6 separate regions of the Mus musculus genome follow, and regions 2, 3, 4, 5 and 6 are each linked to region 1. Evidence: chromatin loops called from intact Hi-C (ENCODE). Cell type or tissue: heart. All regions are shown on one strand. Region 1 holds the start of Qtrt1 (queuine tRNA-ribosyltransferase catalytic subunit 1). Region 2 holds the start of Ap1m2 (adaptor protein complex AP-1, mu 2 subunit). Region 3 overlaps Dnm2 (dynamin 2). Region 4 overlaps S1pr5 (sphingosine-1-phosphate receptor 5). Region 5 has its middle 15 kb from the start of Keap1. Region 6 overlaps Gm35977 (a long non-coding RNA gene).

Region 1 (4,000 bases):
AATCTCCTGGCAACGATAGTGCCGCTGTCCCTTGTGCTGAAGCGGAGTTCCCAATGCTGTTAATTGCAGGGGAGGGCTCAGGATGGTCCCTGCTCTCCTCCCATTGAGGACATTAAACTGCTACTACTACTCCCATGCATATTTACCCCAATGGCAAAGCCTACATTCTCCAATCCAGCGTCGCACAGCTGCTTGCAGTGACATTTGTCTTCCATCCTTTCCTTTAGTCCCACCAGCCACTCTTGGAGTTCACTGCTCAAGTGCCCTGGTACTTTCCTTTGGTTCGTGCAGCCTGTGTCTCCAGGCTCAGTCCTTGTTTCCGAACCACTGGAGGTTAGTGAGTTCACTTGAGTATAAGATTCTTGAGGTCAGAATAGGCTACAAAACACTAAAGGGAGAAAGAAAAGGAAAAAAAGTCTAGACCCAGGGAAGGCTACTCAAGGGGTGGAAAGGTCGGTACATAAAACCAGAGCCCCCTAGCACATGTCAGACCATGGCAATGAGCTTCCTCTTTGACCCTGGGACTGGGAGGCAGAGATAGATCCTTTGTGTTTACTGGCAAGCCAGCCTAGTCTGTCGGATAATTCAATAGCATACATAGGGTGCTGGGTATGGGGCCACACGCCTTTAATGCCAGCACCCAGGAGGCAGAGGCAGGTGGGTTACATGTTAAGACCCTGTCAATAAACCCAACGATGGCGGGTGGATCTCTGTGCGTTCAAGGCAAAAGCCAGCCTGGTCTACAGAGTGACTCCTAGGACAGCCAGGGCTACACAGTGAAACCTTGTCTTGAGAACAACAGGAAAAGTTGGATGTCGAAGCTGGCTGTAGAAGATTATACCTAAAATTTTGAAGCGTGGAGATTGCTGTGAGTGGACAGCCTGGACTGCATCATTCCAGGACAGCATCATCTACAGAGTAAAATCCTGCCTCAACCCAAAAAGTTGCCAGCTACTATGGTAGTACTATGAGCTAGCACTTAAAGGTGGAGGCAGGTTGGCACGCTTTTAATCCCAGCAGTTTGTAGGCAGAGACAGGTGGATCTCTTGACTTTGAGGCCTGCCTGGTCTACAGAGCAAATTCCTGGACAGATTGGACTGACTACAAAGAAAACCTGCCTTGACCAAAAAGCAAGAGGATCAACACCAGCTACTGCGTAGTAAATGTGAGGTCAGCATGAACTATGTGAGAGCTTGTCTCAAAAAATAACCAATACAGGACCGGAGAGATATCTCAGTAGTTCTAGTCCCAGAAATCTGCATGAGAGCTCACAATTGTAACTCCAGTTCCAGGATGCTTTCAGTACATATATGTTCATGTAGGCAAAACACATAAAATTCTTAAATAGCTGGCATAGGTCTAGGGAGCTGAGTAAATGCATAAAGATGACAGCCTGGATTTGGTTTCCTGGGACCAGAGAGCACAGACTCCTGGAAGTTGTACTCTGACCTCCACAAGGATGCTGTGGCAAGTGTGTGGGTATATCTACGCTGACAGTTACACCCACACGCATAAATGTAAGCACTCTAAAGCAGGGCTGTGACCTGGAACACCAGCACTGTGTGTATGGAGAAGTGGTCGTAGAGATGAGGATCGCTGGGGCTGGTTGACTGCCAAGCTGCTTTCAGGTTCAGTGAGACACTGCCTGGGGATTAAGGTGGAGAGCAACAGCAGGTTATTAACCATCCCTTGGCCTCTGCTCACACAAGCACAAGGGCCTTGACTATTCCTCAGCCTCGGTGTCTTGAGGCATTCTGACTAAGCTCAGTCAGCCCTATAACTTCTGGTAATTGGTATTCATTTACTCTTTTTCACTGCAAGAGACTCAGATTCTACCCAGTACCTCTGCCCATCATAGCAGGTTCTGCATAGCAGCTCACTGGGAATATTGTGGGACAATGGTGCCCTCTGCCGGCAGAGGTGGCAGATACGGTTTATATTGACAGAAAATCACTTGGCTATCTTTATTAAATCTCTGGTCAGGGCAGTGGGAACACGTGACTGTACACACACACACACCTCCCTCATTGAATAAAGTAATAGGGTCAAGTTTCTGGGCATTAGATTTCTTTTTGTAATGATAGGAATCCTTTGACAAAAAAATGACTGAGCGCCTGACTACATGCTAGGTCCTTAGTAAATGAACACAGAATGACAGACTATTGTTAGTGACTACATGTATGAAGAGTATGCTATGTGAGTATGTGTGCAGAGGACTCAACCCAGAGCCTTGTGCATGCCAGGGAGAAAGTTGGGTTGTTTTTGTTTAAAAGATTTATTTTGTGTATTTAAGTATTTTGCCTGAATGTGGGTGTGCTACCATCTTACCTGCCTGGTCAGAGGAGGACATCAGATCCACTGGAAATGGAGTTACAGGGGGCTGTGTGTGCTAGGAGTACCATGTCCTCTGGGTACGTGCTCATTAGCCCCTATTTTGATTTTTTTTTGTTTTGTTTTTTTGTTTTTTGAGACAGGGTTTCTCTGTGTAGCTCTGGCTGTCCTGGAACTCACTTTGTAGACCAGGCTGGCCTCGAACTCAGAAATCCGCCTGCCTCTGCCTCCTGAGTGCTGGGATTAAAGGCGTGCGCCACCACGCCCGGCTTTTGATTTTTTTTGTATTTGAGTATACTGCCACTGTTTCAGAAGAAGGCATTGGATCCAATTACAGATGATTGTGAGCCACCATGTGGTCGCTGGGAATTGAACTCAGGACCTCTGGAAGAGCAGTCAGTACTCTTAACCGCTGAGCCATCTCTCCAGCCCTGATTTTTTTTAAAAAATAATTTTATGTGCATTGATGTTTTGCCTGCATGTATGTCAGATTTCGGCATTACAGACAGTTGTGAGCTGCCATGTGGGTGCTGGGAATTGAATCCAGTTCCTCTGGAAGAGCGGTCGGTGCTCTTAACTGCTGAGCCATCAGGTTTTTTTGTTTGTCTGGCTAGGGTTTTTTGTTGTTGTTGCTTTTTGAAACAGGGCTTCTCTATGTAACCCTGGCTGTCCTGGAACTCAGAAATCTGCCTGCCTCTGCCTCCCAAGTGCTGGGATTGCAGTAGTGCCCTACAGTGCCTTTTTTATTGCTTGTTTTTTGAGGTAGTTCACAATATAGCCCTAACTTTCCTGGAGCTTGCTATATAGGCTCACAGAGATCCACCTGCCTCTACCTTTCCTTGTATCAAAGGAGTACAATAACAGGCTTGGCTCCATCTTTTTTTCCCCTCCCTTTTTGTGAGATGAGATCTCTCTGTAGCCCAAGCTGGCAGGAAACTCACTGTGCCGGTGTCGATCTCCAACTGCACATAATCCTTTTTCCTCAGCCTCTGAAATCTTGAGATTCCTGATGAGTTATCATATCCGGCTGTTGTATTTTATACAGCAGAAAAACATGTCTTGGAGTGTTTAAAATACATTTATTGTATGTACGCCCATGCGAATTTGAATGGCTGTCTTGTAGATCCCAGAGACAGGTCATCGGGCTTGGCGCTGTGTATCTTCACTCGGTAAGCCATGGCACTGGGCCTTAGAACGGTGACAGCTATGGGATCTGGAAGTAGAGCACCCAAGCGTGTGGAGGGTGTGGCGTCAGTTGCTATGGTTCCCTATAGCTCTCAGATCACGTGATTCGGGGCACCTCGGCGCTGTCCTCTGTGGTCTCAGGCCACGTGGTTCCGGGACTGAAAATGGCGGCGGTAGGCAGCCCAGGTTCGCTTGAGTCCGCTCCACGAATAATGCGGCTGGTCGCTGAGTGCAGTCGCTCCGGAGCTCGGGCGGGTGAGCTGCGGCTGCCGCATGGAACGGTAGCCACCCCTGTGTTCATGCCTGTGGGTACACAGGCCACCATGAAGGGTATCACCACGGAGCAGCTGGACTCCCTGGGCTGCCGCATCTGCTTGGGCAACACCTACCATCTGGGGCTGAGGCCGGTGTGTGGATTCGATCTGGGGGGTGGGTGGCGAGGGGGTCTTTGGAAAAGTCTGTTGAGTAAGGCCCACAGTGCCGG
Region 2 (4,000 bases), 97 kb before region 1:
AAGAATCTTTGCTGAGGAGTTTCAGTGCCTGTCACCTCTCAGCCTTGAGGCAGGTGTCTTTGTCTCCACTTTCCAGGCTGAAGGAGTTGAGGTTTTAAACTATGTCCACAAAAAGCAGAGAAGTGGAGCTGAACCTCCCTTCCTAAGCTGTTCTTGTTCAAGGTTATTCTATTTCTTTGTTTTGTCTTGCTATTGTAGCCCAGGCTGGCCTTGCCCTCCTGAGCTCAGGTCATCCCTCTGACTCGGCTTCCAGAGTAGCTAGGATGACAGGTGCATGGTAGGACACCTGACCCCCTTGTCGTTATTGCTAGCTTCTTTTCACAGGCACTATTATTTTCTGTGTGCATAGTGTGTGAGGGAGCATGCTGATGCCTGGTGTGTGTGTGTGTGTGTGTGTGTGTGTGTGTGTCTGTATGTGTGTGTGTCTGTGTGGTGTCTGTGTGTGTGTGGTCTCCATTCCCTTTCACTTGGGTTTGAGACTTAAACTCAGGTCGCCAGGCTTAGGCAGCCGGTGCCTGGGCTTGTTGAGCCTGTTTTGTTTTTGAGACAGTGAGGGTGTCACTCACACATAGCTCAGGCCCGATTCAAACTCCCTTGATTTCCTGATCCTTCTGCCTCCACCTTCCAAGTGCTGGAATTATGGCTGCTTATGCAGTGCGCTGGGACCATTACCTAGGTCTGTGTGCTAGGCCAGCCAGCTGCCCACTGAGGCACATGACCAGGCTGTCATTGCATTACAGGGCTCTTGTTTTCATCTCTACCGCTCTGATCGACACTGGAGAAGCTTGCTAGGATAGCCAGAGAGTTACACTTGGCGCATTTTTGAGCCCCAGGGTTGCAGAAGGACTGTGCTCACTGGTTCAGGGCGCTCAGATGGTGGGCATCTCATTTTACAAACACGGAAAATGACTCTAAGAGAGGTGAAGCCCCTTGCCACAGACGGCTGGAGAGGACGGGTTCCCGGCTCCTGGTCCTGAGCCCTAGGCCCGCGGACTCGCCCGGAGTACCTCGATCCCTCGCCCTCTGCCTCACCTTGCCCTTGACGTCCAGAATGAAGACTGCCGAGGCCGACATGGTGGCAGTCCGTGAAGCTAGGAGGCGAGAGCGAGCTGCAGAGGCGGCAGCGCTGCGGCTTCCTTCTTCCTGCGGAAGCGCCTTCGCCCAGGTGAGCCGCCAGGTGAGCGCGTCTTAAAGGGGAGGCCGCCAGGTGAATGCGTCTTAAAGGGGAGGCCGCCAGGTGAGAGGCACGGTCGGCGGCAAATGCCAAGGCTGGTCCAGGAGCCGCGACTGCTGTCCTGTCTCAAGTTCTCCATCGATCCTCGCATCCGCCTACCCATGTATCCATTCACGCTCCGCTTCCACTCACCCACCCACCCACACATCCATCCATCACCCCCTTCCACATACGTATACACATTCACATCTACATTAACCCACCCATACATACACGTATCCACCCAATCAAGCATCCATCCACCCACCAGGGCATCAGCCTGTTCGTGTGTCTATGTAACTTGTTCTCTCACCCACACATACCAGTTTCAACAGGACTTGGCCCTTTTTCTATGTGTGACCCGGTGCCCACCACTAGATGTTCAGTAGTGTTAATCCTTCTCACACTAAACATTTTAATTGTTTCGTTGTTTCTGTTGTTATTATTAGTATTGCTGTTGCTGCTAGTTGTATATATTTTTTTCAAAACAGAGTTCTCTGTGTAGCCATAGCTGGCCTCGAGTCCACCTGCGTCTTCCTCTCGAGTGCTGGGATTAAAGGCGCCACCATGCTTCGCTCGTGTTGTTTATTTGTTTTGTGTTATTAATTCTAGAAGAAGCCGGGCGGTGGCGCACGCCTTTAATCCCAGCACTCGGGAGGCAGAGGCAGGCGAATTTCTGAGTTCGAGGCCAGCCTGGTCTACAGAGTGAGTTCCAGGACAGCCAGGGCTATACAGAGAAACCCTGTCTCGAAAAACCATAAAAAAAAAAAAAAAAAAAAAAAATCTAGAAGAAAGGTTGAGATAGCCCGGATGGCCTGGAGCTCATTGTGTGGTCCAGACTGGCCTCAGCCTTACAAGTTCTGTGATTAGTCACGAACCAACATGTCTGACTTTGTTTTCCGTTTTCTAATTTCATTCTTTTTTTTTTAATATCCCAGGCTACCCTTAAACTCAAGATCATTCTGCTTCCCCATTGCTGGGATACCGTTTTGCGGAAGGTGATGGGGAAAAAAACCCACTCTAAACCTTAGCCTAGCCATCTACATGACGCTCCGCTGTGGAAGAAACGTTTCCTGTGCAGCCGCCAGGGGGCGACAAAGCCCGTTTGGGCATCGGTGCGGGCTCTGACCTTTAACAGGCCGGGAGTCCAGATGCAGCTATGAGGATCTCCCAAGGCAATTGTCCTAAAGCAGAGGGCCTGTGTGAAGAGCTTATCAGCCACCACCTGGGAGGAAGCAGAGCACAGACAGTCTCAGGGCCACACAGCCGGGTTATCAGGCCACAATTCTCTTATTCTGGTTGTTTTGACAGTCCTAGGGGGTGGAACGCCCACCTTTGCTGGTGACAGGCAAGCCCTGTGCCCCTGATTACATTCCCAGCCCTTAATGTTTTTGTCTGGGGCCTCATGTATAGCACAGGCTAACCTTAAATTCCCCCTTTTTTCTCTTTTTTTTCCTTTTAAATCTTTTTAAAGATTCATTTATTTATTATATGTAAGTACACTGTAGCTGTCTTCAGACAATCCAGAAGAGGGAGTCAGATCTTTTTACAGATGGTTGTGAGCCACCATGTGGTTGCTGGGATTTAAACTCCGAACCTTCGGAAGAGCAGTCGGGTGCTCTTACCCACTGAGCCATCTCACCAGCCCTCTTTTTTTCTTTTTTTTCAAGACAGGGTTTCTCTGTATAGCCCTGGCTGTCCTAGAACTCACTTTGTAGACCAGGCTGGACTGGAACTCAGAAATCTGCCTGCCTCTGCCTCCCAAGTGCTGGGATTAAAGGCTTGTGCCACCACCGCCCAGCTTTTTTATTTTTCACCTTAAATTGCCAAGTCTTCTGCCTAACCCTCCCCAGTTGCAGCACTATCTTCAGGCTCGCCATAAATACCTTCCCTACACCCTTTTTTAAAGACCCATCTAGGGGGCTGGCGAGATAGCTCAGTGGTTAAGAGCACCGACTGCTCTTCCGAAGGTCCCGAGTTCAAATCCCAGCAACCACAACCATCTATTCCAGGCCTTCATATTTAACCAAGGATCACCTTGAACTCCTGAGCACCTCTGTACCTTCTAAGGGACAGGGTGACATGCATACCCTACCACAGTCCATTGATGTGGTGCAGTGATCAGTGATCGGGAGGGAACCCAGGGCTTTGTGTATGCTAGGCAAGCGCTCTACCGGCTAAGCCAAGCCCTCATTTTCTGGATAACCCTTTGAGGGAACCAGCGAGCTGCTGTTATCTTCCATTGGCAAGATGGGGAGCCTGAAGTTTGGCTCCAAGAGGGTAAAATTGTCCAACAGTTTTGTTTGTCTGGTTTTGTTATTAATGCTATAATATAGTCCCAGACAGCCTGGAAATCATTATCCTCCTGCCTCAGTGCTGCGGGGATCACAGGAATGCTCGATCGTGCCCAGTTTACGTGGTGCTGGGGCTAGAACCCAGACACTCTTGCATGCTAGACCCATGATCTACCAGCTGGGCTCAACCCCTCAGCTTTTAGCTGGCTCCAGCTCATAGGCTCCAGGAGAGGAGTCCTTCCTTATCATCAGCAGACACAGGCAGCCTGGGCTCGCCTCACCTCTGCTGGGAGTGGGATAGGCAGATTCCAGGGGCTTCCCTGCTTGCAAGGACACTGTGATATACATACATACATACATACATACATACATACACACACACATTTACACACACACAAACACATGCTTGAGCTCACACACACATCTCAAAATACAAGGTGTGGAGAGAGCCAGAGAAGCCAGGCTGGTAACACAAGCTTTTAACCCTAGCACT
Region 3 (4,000 bases), 59 kb after region 1:
AGTTCATCAGCCGCGAGAGCAGCCTCATTCTTGCCGTCACACCTGCCAACATGGACTTGGCCAACTCAGACGCCCTCAAGCTGGCCAAGGAGGTGGACCCCCAAGGTAACCGCCCGCACTGGGCAGCAGCCAGTAGTGCTGGGTCCCCTCCCTGAGGTGCTTTCTGTCACAGTTGTGTTAGAAGCCTCCTGAGATTCAGCATTCCCTGTAACCACATCACTATAACCAACACTGTGACAGAGCCACCGTCTTTTTTTTTTTCTTTTTTTTCCTTTTTTTTTTAATTAGGTATTTTCCTCATTTACATTTCCAATGCTATCCCAAAAGTCCCCCATACCCTCCCCCCCACTACCCTCCCCACCCACTCCCACGTTTTGGCCCTGGCGTTCCCCTGCACTGAGGCATATAAAGTTTGCGTGTCCAATGGGCCTCTCTTTCCAATGATGGCCGACTAGGCCATCTTCTGATACATATGCAGCTAGAGTCAAGAGCTCCGGGGTACTGGTTAGTTCATATTGTTGTTCCACCTGTAGGGTTGCAGTTCCCTTTAGCTCCTTGGGTACTTTCTCTAGCTCCTCCCTTGGGAGCCCTGTGATCCATCCATTAGCTGACTGTGAGCATCCACTTCTGTGTTTGCTAGGCCCTGGAGAGTCACTGTCTTTTAAAGAGCATACAGGGTTAGTTAGGCTCCTGGTTTCAGAGTGTCCTCTTGTGATTGGTGGTTTGTTGCTGCTGGGCCTGTGAGCAGATAACACTTTCCTGTGCACGTGGGGAGCAACATGGAATAAGAAAAGGTCAAGGGAGGCAGAGGCAGGTGGATTTCTGAATTTGAGGCCAGCCTGGTCTACAAAGTGAGTTCCAGGACAGCCAGGGCTACACAGAGAAACCCTGTCTCGAAAAAACAAAACAAAACAAAACAAAAAAAAGAAGAAAAAGACAAGGGATCCCTTTAAGTGTGATGCTTCAAGTGACCCCAGCGACCTACAAGCTTCAAGGAGACCTCACTTCACCACCTCTCAGTGGCTCTCCTCTACAGACAGCTTAGCACACGGGCCTTTGAGAGACATTTAAGACCCACATTTTAGTCTGCAGATTTAACCCCAGTGAGGGGTTGTCCGTTCAGAGGTGCCCAGCTTGAATGATTATCTGGGTTTGATCAGAGGTGCCCAGAATGAATGATTATCTGGGTTTGATCTGAGAATCTGTTAAGAGTACTTTCTGCTGGACATGGTAGCACACGCCTTTAATCCCAGAACTTGATAGGCAGTGGCAGGTGGATCCCCTTGAGTTCAAGTCTAGCCAGGGCTTCACAGTGAAACCCTGTCTAGAAAGGGCTTGGTGGATGGCACTTAACTGTTCTTTTTATTTTTTTGGTTTTTCGAGACAGGGTTTCTCTGTATAGCCCTGGCTGTCCTGGAGCTCACTTTGTAGACCAGGCTGGCCTCGAACTCAGAAATCCGCCTGCCTCTGCCTCCCGAGTGCTGGGATTAAAGGCATGTGCCACCACGCCCGGCTGGCACTTAACTGTTCTTGCAGAGAACATGGGTTCGGTCCCCGCACCCATACGATGCCCACAACAATCTGTGGTTTCAATTCCTGGGATCTGATGCCCTCTTCTGGCCTCTGCAGGTACAACATGGTACACAAATATACATGCACACCAAACACTCATACACACACACATAACTTAGTTGACCTAATGGCATATATAAATCAATAAGACCCAGTCTTTAGCAGAGCCCTCCCAGGACACAGTTATAATTCCAGGCACATCTGTCTGCATTGTGCAGTTGTATCTGGTGAGATGAGAACGTCTGGGCCTGGAGTAGCTCTGTTGGTGTGTGCCTGTCAAGCAGGCAGGATCCCAGCACTCTGTGACGCTGGTGTGGTGCCGCACACTAGAGGTGAAGGCAGGGGGATCAAGATTTCATCATCTGCTACACTGAGAGGCCAGCCTGGGCTACAGGAGAACCTCTCTCAAAAAACAAGAAGAAATAAAACCTGGAAAAGTAGAGAAGGGCGCACACACCCTGGGAGAGTCCGGGTGGGGTTTTGAGCAGAGGAGGCCTGTGAGGCCGCAGAATGAGCTGCAGGTAGGGCTGTGTGCCCTCGTCAGGAGCTTCTTAGCCCATCCAGCCGTGCTGTCCGCTGTCCACACACAGTGGGCGTGGCCATGGCAAACATTAGCAGGGCAGTGCAGGCGGTCACCATTTGTGAGCACATTTTTCTTTTCTTTTTTTCTTTTTTCTTTTCTTTTTTTTTTTTTTTTTTTTTTTTTTTTTTTTTTTTTTTTTTTTGCCTTTGAAAATACTCATGGTTTTTACAGAAAAGTTACCATGGAAAAATCAGGAGCCTGCAAAGCTCCCTTTTTCCATGTAGATAGCGCTGGCCACAGTTCCTTTCAAAGTTTTTCTTACACGTAAACTTATTTTTTAAGAGGACAGTCTCTCCTTATTTCTGTCTGTGCCTCTGTGGTCATTGCTTTTGTTGATTGCAACTTTTCTTTGTTTATTTTTCAATCATGGTTTCAGAATGTAGCCCTGGCTTACCTGTACTTCACTGTGTAGACCAAGGCAGTCTCAGTATCAGATTCTACCTGCCTCCCCCTCCCAAATATTAAGATTACAGCAAGCCACCATGCCTTGCCCTACTTTATATTATAGTGATAGTGTGTTACTCTGTGGGCAGGCCCCATTGTACAGTTACCCTCTCCTCACCCTCACTGTCTCTCTTCTCAGCAGCTGGCTTCCTGGGCAACCATGGCTCAGGCCCCTCTCCACTCATTTCTCTCCATAGTGTGGCCTCTTCCCTATCAACTATGAATTCTTATAGGTGTACCCACTTCACAATAGTGCCAGCTAAGGTAGTCACCTGTGATGGCCAAGTTGATCCCAGTCTTCTGTGGGCCTCCATTAGCCTCTGTGTGTCTTGCACACATGGAACATACAGGCAACACATTCACAGGTGTGTCCAAGCCGGTGCCTGGGTTCCTTATGTATCAGGTGGTTCTTGTTAGTTAGGCAGGATCTTCTGTGGTCCAGATTGGCTTCAAACTCTGTTTAGTGGGAGATGACCTTAAACTTGTGATCCTCCTGAGTCTACCTCCCGAGGGCTGAGGTCACGGGTGCACACCTTGCAGGCTCAGTGTAACCAGATGTTTAGGAAAGAGCCCAGGCTCCTTGGCAAGTGCTCCGCACCTCACCTGGCACAGGGTCGACCTAGGGTTTCTGAATGCTAAGGCAAGTCCATGGAGTACATGGGCTTCTACCCTGGCTTGGAAGCTCAGCTTATAAACTGCTCGGGTGAACCGTGGTCAGGACCCCAAACTAGGGATCCGGGAGCAAGGGAGGCTGAGAAGCACAGTGGATTTATTTGGTGGTGTGGCTTTGCTGTGGGATGTGCTAACTCTGGTTGACTTGGGGAGAACTTTGATGGGCTGGTCCTTGGAGTAGTAATTGGGCCAGGTTGCTCAGGTTCAAATGTGATGTTGAGAATGGGCAGGGGGGATTCTAGTTTCCGTGATGTTCATTGGTTCTGCTGGGGTCTTGTTATGCGCTTACCAGTGTTCTGTCACTAGAGCAGTAACTGTCATTTTATACTCTGCCAACAGTTGTCCAGGCAAAAGATACCATGGCTTGTCCCTGTCTCTTGGACTGTAGAGGGCCCCAAGGGCCCTTGATCATGATCCCTTCTGACCTCTGGACTCTTTCAGGCCTACGGACCATCGGTGTCATCACCAAGCTAGACTTGATGGATGAAGGCACAGACGCCAGGGATGTCCTGGAAAACAAGCTACTGCCCTTGAGAAGAGGTATGTACACAGGGCTGGGGTGGGCCACAGATCAGGGGTGTATCTTTTGTGGTTCTCCTCTGGACACAGTGTTTCTACATTACAGCTGTTTTCTGGAACACTAAGAAGCAGGTATGCAGCCACACTCGTGCTCGGTACTTGCTGTAATCCCAGCACTCTGGAGGTGGGGTTGGGGTCAGGAATTCCAGG
Region 4 (4,000 bases), 170 kb before region 1:
TTTGAGACAGGCCTCATTACATAGCCCTGGCTGGCCTTGAACACACAGAAACCTTCCTGCCTCTGCCTCTGCCTCCTTCGTGTGCTGTGGTTAAAGGCTGGGATATCACTCTGGGCTTTGTGTACATTAATTTGTGTGTGTGCTTGTGTTGAGGTCGGGGACGGCTGGCAGAAACTGATTCTCTTCCCCTATGTGGAGCCTGCAAAGTGCAGCTCGAGTGCTCCAGAGACACACTCTCCTCTCTGTGTGTTCATGTTTTCATGAGGAGAGGTATGGCATTCATCTGAGGGTGTTGGAGTGTTGGAATGCCCAGAGCTGCCTCTTTGTATTTCTCGTAACATCTTTATATATTTTTAATGGTAAGAGATACTTATTTGCTGCATATGGCATTTATGAGAGAAAGTTATTTTCTTGAACTATCAAGATGGCTCAGTGGGTAAAGGAGCGTCTGGCCAATTCTGGCCACCTAAGTTCCACCTCTGGTACTCACATAGTAGTAGAAAGCTTCCTCCTTCAGGTTGTTGTCCGATAACCTCCACATACACACATAAATTAACTTTGAAACATAAAGTTAAGCCAGGCGTGGTGGCGCACGCCTTTAATCCCAGCACTTGGGAGGCAGAGGCCAGCCTGGTCTACCCAGTGAGTTCCAGGACAGCCAGGCTACACAGAGAAACCCTGTCTCGGAAAACCAGGAAAGGTGGTTTAGAACACGTGTTGCTTTTGCAGAGGACCTGGAGTCCACTGCCACGATGCCTCACAGCCATCCATAGCTCCAGTTCAAGGGGACCCCATGCTGTCTTCTGACCTCTGTGGGCACCATGCAGGTAGGTGGTGCGCAGACATACAGGCAAGCAAAGTACTCGTGTACATAAAAGGAAATAAATCTAAAAATAAGAATATTGAGGGGACACATCTGTAATCCCAGCCACCAGGGCACTGAAGCAGGAGGATTACCTCCAGTTCACAGTAAGCCTGCTCGACCTAGCAAGACCTTATATCAGAAAACAAATGAATAAATATCAAAGAAAAGGATAGTTTCAAAAGAAATTTACCACGGGAGTCTGAAGCAGAGGGTTGAATGTTTGAGAACAGCCCAGACTACACAGTGAGACTCTGTCTGGGGTCAGGGAGGCAAGGAAAGCCAGGCATGGTGTCGTATACCCTTAATTTTAGAAGAAGCAGAGACAGGTGGATCTCTGTGAATTTGAGACAAGCCAGGGCTCATAGCAAGTTCCAGGCCAGCCTGGACTGCATGGTAAAACCTTACTTTGTTCTATTAACTTAATAATTTAAACAAAACAACAACAAAAATGCAGGACAGCTGAAATTGGGACACACTTGTAATGCCAGCACCCAGGAAGCTGGAGGAGAAGGATCAGAAAAGTGAAGGACGTCCTTGGCTACAAAGTGGTACAGCCTGCCTTACATAGTGAGACCCTCTTCCAAAATCAAAATGGCAAAAAACAACAACCAAAAAACCCATCTCAGGTCATTTTCCCACAGAATATGTCTGGAAGGTCTCTACAAATCCCAACAGTGCTTTTTAAATTTGGTATTTAAATAGGGAACTGAGTACTTTTTAAATTTAATATCAGAATCTCTAAGTTCCCTACTGTTAAACCACCAAGCCAACACACCAGGAAAGATATGAGATCTGAGGGAGGGTCTCTGGGAGCCAGCCGGACTGTATCCCCACCCCTCACCCCTGCTAGCTTTTCGCGAACTTCTGGGGAAAAAATTCATTTTATGCAAGTTGGCCCGCAATCCCAACCTGAGCGCATCCCCTTCACCACCTGCTTTCACTCTGCTTGCAGTTCCCAGAATTACCTCAAGGGACGCGCTGTTCCTTAACCAGCGGCTAAAAGCAGAACCCAGGCAATTCTCAGAGCTACTGCAAGGTGGCGCCCACACCCAGAGACTTCAAGGGAATCTTAGACTAAGAGCAGCGAATACCAGGCAAGCCCCTCCTGCATGGGGGTCCCAAGGGTAAAGCCGTACTAAGACCCTGGGGCAAGGGAAATCTGTTAGTTTCTTCATCTACCAAATGGAGGTTGAGGGCTGGGACTGGGTTTTGTCGCCACACAGCATAAGCCACGTGTGGCAGAGCACACCTTTGCTCACAGGAAACAAAATTCACAAGTATAAAGTCGTTTTTTTGGCTTCGTAGTATATTTAAAGTCAGTCTGGGTACAAGAAGCGTTGTCTCAGTGTGGGGGCTGCGGGGTGTGTGCTCATGCTGAACCTGGAGTGCACAGGAGCAGCCTCGACGTGCAGAACCATCTGAGTCCAGGAACCTGTCCACGGCACAGAGCAACCTTGTCATTGGTGTCAAGGACCTCGCATGAATATGAACCAGATGAACATGGCCGAAGTTGACATACAAGTTTAATGAACAGTTTAAACCTATGCTGTCTGTGGGGGGTATGGGGGGAAGCGGGTAGGAGCAGGGAGCAGGCATGAGGGGGCACTATTTGCAGGATGGGCGAGTCAGGTGATGCTGTTCTGAATCTGGTTGGGGAAGGCTGATGAACAGTCTAAAAGAGCTTCTCACCGTAGGGAATCGGTAGATGTTTGTCATAATTAGTGAGAAAGCAAAGCAAAGCAAACAGGGGTGGGGGTGAGATGGTAGGGCAAAGGATATTCGGGGGATAAAGGTGTTTGCTGGCAAGAATGACAGCCTGAGTTGGATCCTTAGGATCCCTGTGCTGGAAGGAAAAAACCGACTGAGGAAAGCTGTCCTTTGACCTCCGCCTGCACTCCTGCTGTGCCCAATGGGTACCCGTACATATACACAGGCACAAAATACATAAGTAGATAAAGGCTTTTAAGACACAGTCTCAAGCTGGGCATGGTGGCGCATGCCTTTAATCCCAGCACTCGGGAGGCAGAGGCAGGCGGATTTCTGAGTTCGAGGCCAGCCTGGTCTACAGAGTGAGTTCCAGGACAGCCAGGGCTACACAGAGAAACCCTGTCTCGAAAAACAAAAACAAAAACAAAAAACAAAAAGACACAGTCTCACTATGTAGCCCAGGCTGGCCTGAAATGATGTTGCTGTAAAGTAAAGGCATATCCAGGACCACCCCCACCCCCACCCCACCCTGCGCAGCCCAAATTAGCACTCAGAAGTTCCAGGCCAGCCTGGTTTACCTAGTGAGTTCCAGGCCATCTGAGGCTGCATAGTGAGTGTCTCTCTCAAAATAAACAATGAATAAATAAACAATTTTAAACATTTTAAAAGATTTATTTAGCTTGTTTGTATGAGAGTTTTGCCTGCATTCAATCTTTGTACCATGTGCATGCCTGGTGCCCTCAGAGGTCAGATGAGGGCATCAGATAACCTTGGAACTGAAGTTGCCAGAATCACCACTTGGGTGCTGGGAATGGAACACAGGTCCCCTGCAAGGGTAACAAGTGTTCTTAACTGCTGAGCCATCTCTCCAACCCCAATAAATAAACACTTTTAAAGAGGATAGTTACAACTTTCTGGGGGAAAATTAAAAAAAAAAATCAATAGATGAATGAATAGATTCTGAAAGATCCCAGTAAGGACAACTCCTTGAATTGTTTTTATTGTGGTTGTAATTTGTATGAAGAACCTGTCCACACTCTGGAAGTTTGGCAGCTGATATCTGACAGTCTCCAGAGCCAAATTTCCAGACCTAGGCTTACCTTTGTCCACAGCTCTGTTTCCTCTGTAGCCAGCCACTACTCCTGCCAGCCCTTAGCACACTCTTATCTAGACATCACCTGGTTCTGAGCATTCTTGGAGCCCCGCTCTCCTTTATCCCTTCATCTTTTAGCCATTCCCCTTGAACTTTGGTAGTCACAGGGTACCTGTGGAGGTCTGAATCCAGGAGAGTCCCTCCTTTGTTTAGAATTCTCTATGGCTCCCACTTCACTCAGAGCCAAACCTAAGGACTTCCTCAGAACCAACAAGACTTCCCCACAACCTGCCCTTTCATCTCCTGCTCCTCAATTTCTGCTGCAGCCATATGGA
Region 5 (4,000 bases), 190 kb before region 1:
TTTTCGAGACAGGGTTTCTCTGTGTATCCCTGGCTGTCCTGGAACTCACTTTGTAGACCAGGCTGGCCTCAGACTCAGAAATCTGCCTGCCTCTGTCTCCCGAGTGCTGGGATTAAAGGCCTGTGCCACCACGCCTGTGTGTGTGTGTGTGTGTGTGTGTGTGTGTGAGAGAGAGAGAGAGAGAGAGAGAGAGAGAGAGAGAAAGAGATTTTTTTAAATTTTTTTAAGTTTTTTTTTTTTTAGCTTTATGTATATGGAGATTTTGACAGCAACCTTGGAGGTCAGCAGAGGGCTTCCGATCCCCCAGAACTACAGAGGGTTGTGAGCTGCCACGTGGGTGCTGCGTATTGAACCCAGGTGCTCTGGAAAATCAACAAGTGCTCTTAACCTTAGCCATCTCTTCAGCCCATATATAAACTTTTTTTTTAAAGATTTATTTATTTATTTCATGTACGTGGGAACACTGTTGCTATCTTCAGATACACCAGAAGAGGGCATCAGATCTCATTACAGATGGTTGTGAGTCACCATGTGGTTGCTGGGAATTGAACTCAGGACCTCTGGAAGAACAGTCAGTGCTCTTAACCGCTGAGCCATCTCTCCAGCCCATAAACTTTTTTTTTTTTTTTTTTAAAGATTTATTTATTTATTATATGTAAGTACACTGTAGCTGTCTTCAGACAGCCCAGAAGAGGTCATCAGATCTCATTACGGGTGGTTGTGAGCCACCATGTGGTTGCTGGGATTTGAACTTTGGACCTTCAGAAGAGCAGTCGGGTGCTCTTACCCACTGAGCCATCTCACCAGCCCAAACTTTTTTTTTTAAATGACCTCCTAGTTAGCTTCAGCTGCCAAGTTGACAGCCCAGGCTTATCAGAGGCTGTCATGGAACACTAGCCTCTAATTCACAGAGAGCCCTTGGCCTCTGCCTACTGAGTGCTGGGATTAAAGGTGTGTGCCACCATGCCCTGTGAAGAATTTTCTTGACTGCTAATTGGTGTAAGAGCACTCTCTGTGGGTAGTACCATCCTAGGTAGCAAATCCTGGGCTGAGCAGAGGCTGGGAACTGAACCAGGAAGCTGCTCTCCTTGATGGTCTCTGCTTGGAGCTCCTGCCTTGAGTCCCTGCCCTAACTTCCCTCACTGATGGAACTGTAAATGTAAGCTGAAACAGGCTTTTTCCTCCCCAAACTGGTTTTGTTCAAGGTATCAGAGAACATCCCAGCAGCATTGAATATACAGGAGAACCATGACCTTGTTAGGTTTCAGATCCCGGCAAGCCCTGCCTCTCAGTTGACGTTTGTAAACCTGGCTAGCTCTGATTTGCTGTTTCTTAGGACTGCGTTGAAGATGACATCAGAGCCAGAAGATTGGCGGCTGACTGTGCCTACCACACAGACTTCACAGCCATTTTGGATGCTTAGTCAGGGAGGGGATGTGTGTGTGGTCCTCCATTGTGACTGTAGTTCTGGGCCGAGCTTCCCGCTCTATAGGAAGTTGATTTTCCCCTTTCTCGTTGATTTTTTTGGCTTCCCTTTTGCTGCCTGGCACGGGTGGTGGGAACCACACCTGGGTCCTCTTCGATAGCATTGAGCTCACATACCTGCTGTAACTACAACCCTTTGCTTCCCTCAGCACAACCCCCACCCCCCAGTGTGACCATAGACTTGCCTCGTAGACAGCGTGGCATCGGCAAGTGAGCACAGACACCTGAATTTGCTGCTTTGTTACTGAATAAGCTTTCGCTGAGCAGACCCCATCAGAATGCCGTCCTTAAAAGCACGAATGACATAAAATAAATCTTTGGGCTGGAGAGATGGCTCAGCGGTTAAGAGCACTGGCTGTTCTTCCAGAGGTCCTGTGTTCAATTCCCAGCAACCACATGGTGGCTCCCAACCATCTATAATGGGATCTGATGCCCTCTTCTGGTGGGTCTTCAGAGGACAGTGTACTCAAATACATGAAATAATTTTTTTTTAAAGACAACTACAGTGTACTCATATACATATAATAAATAAAAGCATGAATGACAGCAGGTCGCAGTGGCGCAGCCTTTTACCCCGGGGCTTGGGAGATAGATGCAAGTGGATCTCTGAGTTTGAGGTTCTGTGTAGTGAATTCTAGGCCAAAGACCCTGTCTCAAAAAAAAAAAAAAAAAGTTGAAGTGATGCGAGGCACTCACGTTGGGTGGCTCTCAGCCACCTGTAGTCGAACCCCCTGCTTTGCAAGAATTCCCCAGTGAGGATATGAAGGGGTAGGATAACTCAGTAATAGAGTCCCTGCCTGGAAACCCCGCCCGCCTCGTCCGCCCCGCCCCGCCCCGCCTCGTCCCCAGAGGGCTTGTGGCAGTGGCTGGCTGGGCAGTGTGCTTACCCAGCACCTACAAGACTTTGGATTTTAGCACCAGAATAGTGATGGGGGACGGGGGGATAGAGGGAAAGGAAGAGGGAGAGTCGACGAGAAAGTCGGAACTTGTTAATCATCTATCACTGGCTTCACTCCTCCAATCAGCTCTCTTCTAGCCTTCTGCAGTACGTGCCTACCCACACGCGCTGAACCTGAATCACCACAACCTCGCCCTTGGATGACAGCCGAAGCCTTTCGCATTTTGCCTAGGATTCCCCGATGCACGCCTGTCTCTAGCCAAGCCTGTTGATCTAAGAGGTACCAACCTCATGATCTTTGAGGTTTCAGTTTGACCCCCGTCCACCTGCCCCTCCCGCGTTGGCTGGTGAATTTATTGATTTATGGCCATGCTGGGGTTGAGACTGGGGCTTTGCATAGGGCTCTCCCACTGCCCTGCCTGATTGCAATTCTTTCCTGCAGTGGGACTAAGTTGGGGGGGGGGGGGTTAAGACAGGATTTCTCTGCTTAGCCCTGGCTGTCCTGAAATTCACTCTGTCAACCATGCTGGCCTCCAACTCAGAGACTCACGAGCCTCTGCCTCCTTTGTGCTGTCATTAAAGGTTTAAAGGTGTGCACCATCGCCGCATTACTCAAACTAGGTTTTTGGGTTTTGCACATCTATGTATACATGCAGATATACGTAGATGCTTGCAAGTGTGTTTGGGTGCTTTTGTGAGCCCTCAACTTGACATCCTGACTTCATGGCTTTCCACCCTATTTTCCCCAGGCAGGGTCTCCAAGACTCAGCCAGTAGGGAGAGCTGGGCGAATGGATCCAATCTGAGATAGTGCTCCTGTGCGGTAAGTGTTTTATCCACTGGGCCATCTCCCCGGACCACTGTGAGGATTTGGTTTTTGTTTTTTGTTGTTGTTTTGCTTAAAGACAAGATCTTGGGCTGGCAAAATGGCTCAGCAGGTAAGGATACCCACTAAGCCTGAGTTGATCGATTCCCAGCTGACTCCTTCAAGTTAGTTGTTCTCTCTCTCTCTCTCTCTCTCTCTCTCTCTCTCTCTCTCTCTCTTTCTCTTTAACTTAATAAAATCAGGGGCTAGAGAGATGGCTCAGCAGTTAAGAACACTGGCTGCTCTTCCAAAGGTCCTGAGTTCAAATCCCAGCAACCACATGGTGGCTCACAACCATCTGTAATGAGATCTGACGCCCTCTTCTGGTGTGTCTAAAGACAGCTACAGTGTACTTACACATAATAAATAAATAAATCTTTAAAAAATTAAAATCAAATTAAATGAGAAATATGCTTTCCGTTGGGTGGTGGCAGTGGTGGTGACATATCCTTTATATCCTTAAACCCCAGCACTTGGGAGGCAGAGGCAGGTGGATCTCTGTGAGTTCAAGGCCAGTCTACAGAGTGAGTTCCAGGACAGCCTGGACTACACAGAGAAACCCTGTCTGGAAAAAGAAAAAACAGCTGTACAGTCATAATCCTAGTTGAGGGAAATAGGTAGGAGGCCCTGAGGCCCTGGCCAGACCCTCCAGCCTGATCAGTCAGCTCCAGGCCCTAGTAGATCATATCTCAGAAAGCACGCTAGACAGTTCCCAGGGAGGAATTGCATCTGAGCCCGAGCTCTGACATTCAC
Region 6 (4,000 bases), 260 kb before region 1:
AGGATATATATATTATGTCCCCATTTGGCCTTTGACTACACCAGGCATGCATGTGGTGGACAGATATACTTGCAGACAAAACATTAATATACAATTTGTTTTTTTTAATCATGTTTGCCCTTAATTCCCACCCCACCCCCACCCCCACCAGAGTCTCACTGTATATAAGACAGCTCTGGCTGTCTTGGAATTCACTATGTAGACCAGGCTGACTTCAAACTAACAGATCTTTCTACCTCTTCTCCCCAGTGCTGGGGCTAAAGGTGTGCCCCACTACACCAGATCTGCCCTTAAATTTTAAAAAATATTTATTTGTTTGTTTGTTTGTTTGTTTGTTTTGAGACAGAATTACTCTGTGTAGCCTTGGCTGTCCTGGAACTCACTCTATAGACCAGAATAGCCTAGAACTCAGAGCTCTGACTGCCTCTGCCTCTGAAGATTAAATGCTGGGACTAAAGGCATATAGCAGGACCACCTGGCTAAATAAATAAGTAAATAAATAAAATTTTAAATTACATCTTAGGGGCTGAAGCGACCACTCAGTAGTTAAGAGCACTGGCTGCTCTTTCAAAGGACCCAGGTTCAATTCCCAGCACCCATATAGCAACTCACATTTGTCTGTAACTGCAGCTCCAGAAGGGTTGATACTCACACCGACATATATGCAGACACAATACACATAAAATAAATAAGTCAGGGTTTTTTTTCTGTTCTCCCCAACACCCTACCCCCAGAGAGGGATTCTTAGTGTAACCAGCTGTCCTGGACTTGCTTTGTAGACCAGGCTGGCCTCAAACTCAGAGATCCGCCTGCTTCTGCCTCTCAAGTGCTAGTATTAAAGGTGTGCACCACCATGTTCAGCTAAATAAGGAGGTTTTTAAAATGACATTTTATTAATTTTGTATGTGTTTGTACACATGTGAACATCAAAACAACTTTCTGGAGTCAGTTTTGTTCCACCATGTGAATCCCACTGATCAAATTCAGTTCATCAGGCTTGGTGGCACTAAACCGTCTCCCCAGCTCAGGCCTTTAAAGGAAAAGTCTGGCCGGGCAGTGGTGGCGCACGCCTTTAACCCCTGCACTTGCGAGGCGGAGGCAGGCGGATTTCTGAGTTCAAGGCCGGCCTGGTCTACAGAGTGAGTTCCAGGACAGCAAGGGCTATACAGAGAAACCCTGTCCCGTGGGAAAAAAAGAAAACAAAACAAAAAACAACAAAAAAAAAAAAGAAAACAAAAAAAGAAAAAGTCTGAGCGTGCGTTCGGTGTGTGTGTGTGTGTGTGTGTGTGTGTGTGTGTGTGTTTGTGTTAGGCACGCACACCAGGCAGGGTGCACAATGTGAAGGTCTTAAGATAATTTACTAGAGTTAGTTCTCTTCTTTACCTTGTGGGCCCTGTGAATCAAATTTTAGTCGTCCAGCTTTGGTAGCCAGCATCTTTACCCACTGAGCCATCTCATCAGCTCCAGTACTTAAGAAATTACATTCATTCATTGGTGGTGGTGGCACACTCGGGAGGTGGAGGCAGCCAGCTTGTCTACCTCGTGGGTACCAGGATAGCCAGAGAAAGAAAGAAATATTAGATTGATTTATTTATGGGGAAGATGGTGAGTTCTAGAATGCACATGTTGAAGTCAGAAAACAACTTCCGGGAGTCAGTTGTCTTCTTCCCCAATGGCGATCCCAGGTATTAAACTCATGTCTTTAGTCTTGGTGTTGCTGCAAGCGGAGCGCCCTCTGACTTAACCCTGCTCTGGGACAGAAAGCAATATTTCAGTCAGGGTTGGTACATGCCGGATGCTACAGACTTCGCCTTGTGTGGGGATCAGAAGCAGATGGTGATTAACACAGTCTTCATACTCCACCACCACCACCACGCGCGCCACTCCCACTCGTGTAAGCAGTTCCTGCAGCCCTCCAGAATCCCTCACCTAAAAATGTCTCCTTTCTCCGCCTCTGGGTGTCGCTAAGGTTTAAGCAGCGACAGTGTTGACAGCCCTACCCCTAGGGGGACCCCCGAAGGCACTGGACAGGTCTTTTCTGGTCTTCACTTTATGGAGTTGTCCACAGCCTCTTCCAGCTCCCCTTAACCTCTGTATTTCGGCTGGGGCTTGAAGGAGTCCATTTTATCTTAGTTTGAGGTACTCAGGGTCGCACATCCTTTTCAATGCTTTGAACAGGATTTAGAAACTCACGATGCATCCTGGAACCAGGAATATCCCAGATTAAGGGATGTATTTTGCGATGGTGTCAGGTGGAAGGAGAGGAGTGCTAGCCTTTTGGCTTGGGAAGGGTCCCTCCCCAACTTTTCCGGAGCTGTTGGAGAGGGGGCTTTCTGAAACGAATAAAGATCTGCAGATTTGGGGGTGTTTCCTGTCCATGGAACCGCAGGGTTGGTGGGCATAAAAACCCTTACCCGCTGTGGCCCCTCCCCCTCGCGCTCAAACTCCTGAGTGGGTGGGAAGAGCTGGCGAGTCCCCTTTCTCTTCCCCACCTCTTCCTCCAGCTTGGCAATTCACCACAGCAGCAGGAGCAGTCTATCCCAGCCTGGGCACGCGCATGACCGACATACATCTGGAGGGTCTCCCATATACCCACACCTAGCAGCAAACAAAGGGTCTGGACACCCGTCCCCTCCCACTGTCCTGACCCCAGGCCAGAGAGGGCGGGGCTCTTCTCTCCAGCCCCTTTTCCTAGCAAGGTAAGTTGTGGATTGTCAGCTGTATAGGGAAGTGGGTGGGGGCGCTGACTCCCGGAAGGTAGGACATCTAGATCATGGATTTCCTCTAACTCTCCAAGAAAGCAATAATCCACTCCACTCTTGGCTGGTACGTTCCTGTAGGGTCTCCACATCACCTCGTTCTGTGCTCTGTGTGGGTGTGTTTCCAACTAGGTTCCTGACACTGGACCTGCCTAATAGCTGGGAACGGGGACCTCCGGTGACATCACCAAGCATTACCAGCTGTGTCCAGCCCCTGGGGACTGGGAAAGACACTCAAACCCGAGTTACTTAGAGATGTTTCCCTTTCTTGAATCCCTGGTGGCCCACCTTCCCCCCAGAGCAGAAAGCTTGTGTCTCATTTCTTTGGAATGCTGGTAGGGGAAATAGGAACTGTTTGGGGGCTGGGCTAAGGCTGGAGGCGGGAATCCTCACTGCAAACATCACTTAGCTGCAGTGAGATTTCAGAGATCCCAGCCATTTGTTGTGTGCTCCTGCGCTTCTATTTCTTCAGCTATTTAGAGGCTGAGAGTAAGGCAGGACAGGAGCCAAGCATGCCTTTGCTCCAAAATTTCTTTGTTTATTTCATTCCTGTCCCTAACTACCTACTGTAAACACCAGCCACTTTGGCCAGACCATAGTTGCAGCAAAGGAGACACACTTAGGTCCCTGTTCCTGCTCGGCCAGGGAGCAAGATCCATCTATAAACAAGTCTTTGTATATAAACTAGACCATTATGAGGAAAATTCTGCCAGCATGGAGGTGTTGGCTGACTGACATCCCAGCAGTTGGGAGATAGAGGCAGCAAGGAAGACTGGGAGCTCCAGGCTGACAATGGGGTTTGAGGCCAGCCTAGGCTTCAGGAGATCCAGTCTCAAAAACCAACGTCTTTCCTGGGATGGTAACCCTCACATTTAATCCCAGCACTCTAGAGGCAGAGGCAGACTGTTGTGAGTTCCAGGTAAGCCTTGGCAACAGGATGAGTTCTGGGATAGTCAGGGACACAGTGAGACCCTGTCTTTAAAGAAAAAAAAATCCTGATTAAGTGAAAGGAAATTAAAATTCAGACTTGATTCAGATAATTAGACAACAGGAAAAAGGGTTATCATGAACCAATTAGTTATTCTACCTGGCTGTTTTTGTTTTTGAGACAGGGTCTCAAGTTCCCTAGGCTGACCTTAGACCCCTGACCCTCCTGCCTCTCTCTCCAAGTGCTAGGAAGACAGGTGCTAGCCACCCTGCCTTGCTGCTCTCTTACATAGGATTTGAATCATCATTCTTAT

Evidence for each region. A loop is a pair of places that touch in the nucleus more often than their neighbours do. Peaks named below come from ENCODE experiments on the same cell type or tissue, not always from the same donor. Only the 100,000 strongest peaks of a DNase experiment are listed, where the experiment ranks them.
Region 2: it touches region 1 in a loop (7-fold over the local background); 20 of 42 quality-filtered maps call a loop at or near these places.
Region 3: it touches region 1 in a loop (5-fold over the local background); 21 of 42 quality-filtered maps call a loop at or near these places.
Region 4: a loop joins it to region 1, with 2.1 times the contacts of the local background. A loop is called at or near these places in 2 of 42 quality-filtered maps.
Region 5: it touches region 1 in a loop (6-fold over the local background); 7 of 42 quality-filtered maps call a loop at or near these places.
Region 6: a loop joins it to region 1, with 2.7 times the contacts of the local background. A loop is called at or near these places in 2 of 42 quality-filtered maps.

The regions. Positions count from the first base shown.
Region 1 is chr9:21,408,175-21,412,174 of GRCm38, forward strand. Qtrt1 (queuine tRNA-ribosyltransferase catalytic subunit 1) reads left to right here and starts at 3,663. Exons shown (of 10, transcript NM_021888.2): 1 at 3,663-3,923. The coding sequence starts at 3,681. It overlaps Gm16853 (predicted gene, 16853), which reads right to left and starts at 3,546. Exons shown (of 5, transcript NR_045742.1): 1 at 3,273-3,546; 2 at 147-388. In heart, a CTCF peak has its summit at 1,927 (motif pointing left); DNase peaks (open chromatin) are centred at 1,907 and 3,627; H3K4me3 peaks cover 808 bases; H3K27ac peaks cover 395 bases.
Region 2 is chr9:21,311,175-21,315,174 of GRCm38, forward strand. Ap1m2 (adaptor protein complex AP-1, mu 2 subunit) reads right to left here and starts at 1,159. Exons shown (of 11, transcript NM_009678.2): 1 at 1,033-1,159. The coding sequence starts at 1,074. In heart, a CTCF peak has its summit at 2,293 (motif pointing right); a DNase peak (open chromatin) is centred at 2,337; H3K4me3 peaks cover 779 bases; H3K27ac peaks cover 496 bases; H3K27me3 peaks cover 1,850 bases.
Region 3 is chr9:21,467,631-21,471,630 of GRCm38, forward strand. It overlaps Dnm2 (dynamin 2), which reads left to right. Exons shown (of 21, transcript NM_001253893.1): 4 at 1-105; 5 at 3,713-3,811. Among named protein-coding and RNA genes, the nearest start is that of Gm46104, 3.9 kb to the left of the region's middle. In heart, a CTCF peak has its summit at 1,624 (motif pointing left); a DNase peak (open chromatin) is centred at 1,621.
Region 4 is chr9:21,239,689-21,243,688 of GRCm38, forward strand. It overlaps S1pr5 (sphingosine-1-phosphate receptor 5), which reads right to left. Exons shown (of 3, transcript NM_053190.2): 3 at 3,229-4,000. Among named protein-coding and RNA genes, the nearest start is that of Keap1, 2.4 kb to the left of the region's middle. In heart, a CTCF peak has its summit at 1,857; DNase peaks (open chromatin) are centred at 710 and 1,853; H3K4me3 peaks cover 433 bases; H3K27ac peaks cover 276 bases; H3K27me3 peaks cover 1,486 bases.
Region 5 is chr9:21,222,814-21,226,813 of GRCm38, forward strand. No RefSeq gene overlaps it. Among named protein-coding and RNA genes, the nearest start is that of Keap1, 15 kb to the right of the region's middle. In heart, a CTCF peak has its summit at 1,916 (motif pointing left); a DNase peak (open chromatin) is centred at 2,528; H3K4me3 peaks cover 1,178 bases; H3K27ac peaks cover 1,267 bases.
Region 6 is chr9:21,150,973-21,154,972 of GRCm38, forward strand. Gm35977 (a long non-coding RNA gene) reads left to right here. Exons shown (of 4, transcript XR_870568.3): 2 at 1,761-1,894; 3 at 2,505-2,699. Among named protein-coding and RNA genes, the nearest start is that of Gm39301, 2.7 kb to the right of the region's middle. In heart, a CTCF peak has its summit at 1,979; DNase peaks (open chromatin) are centred at 1,879, 2,589 and 3,069; H3K4me3 peaks cover 1,972 bases; H3K27ac peaks cover 2,120 bases.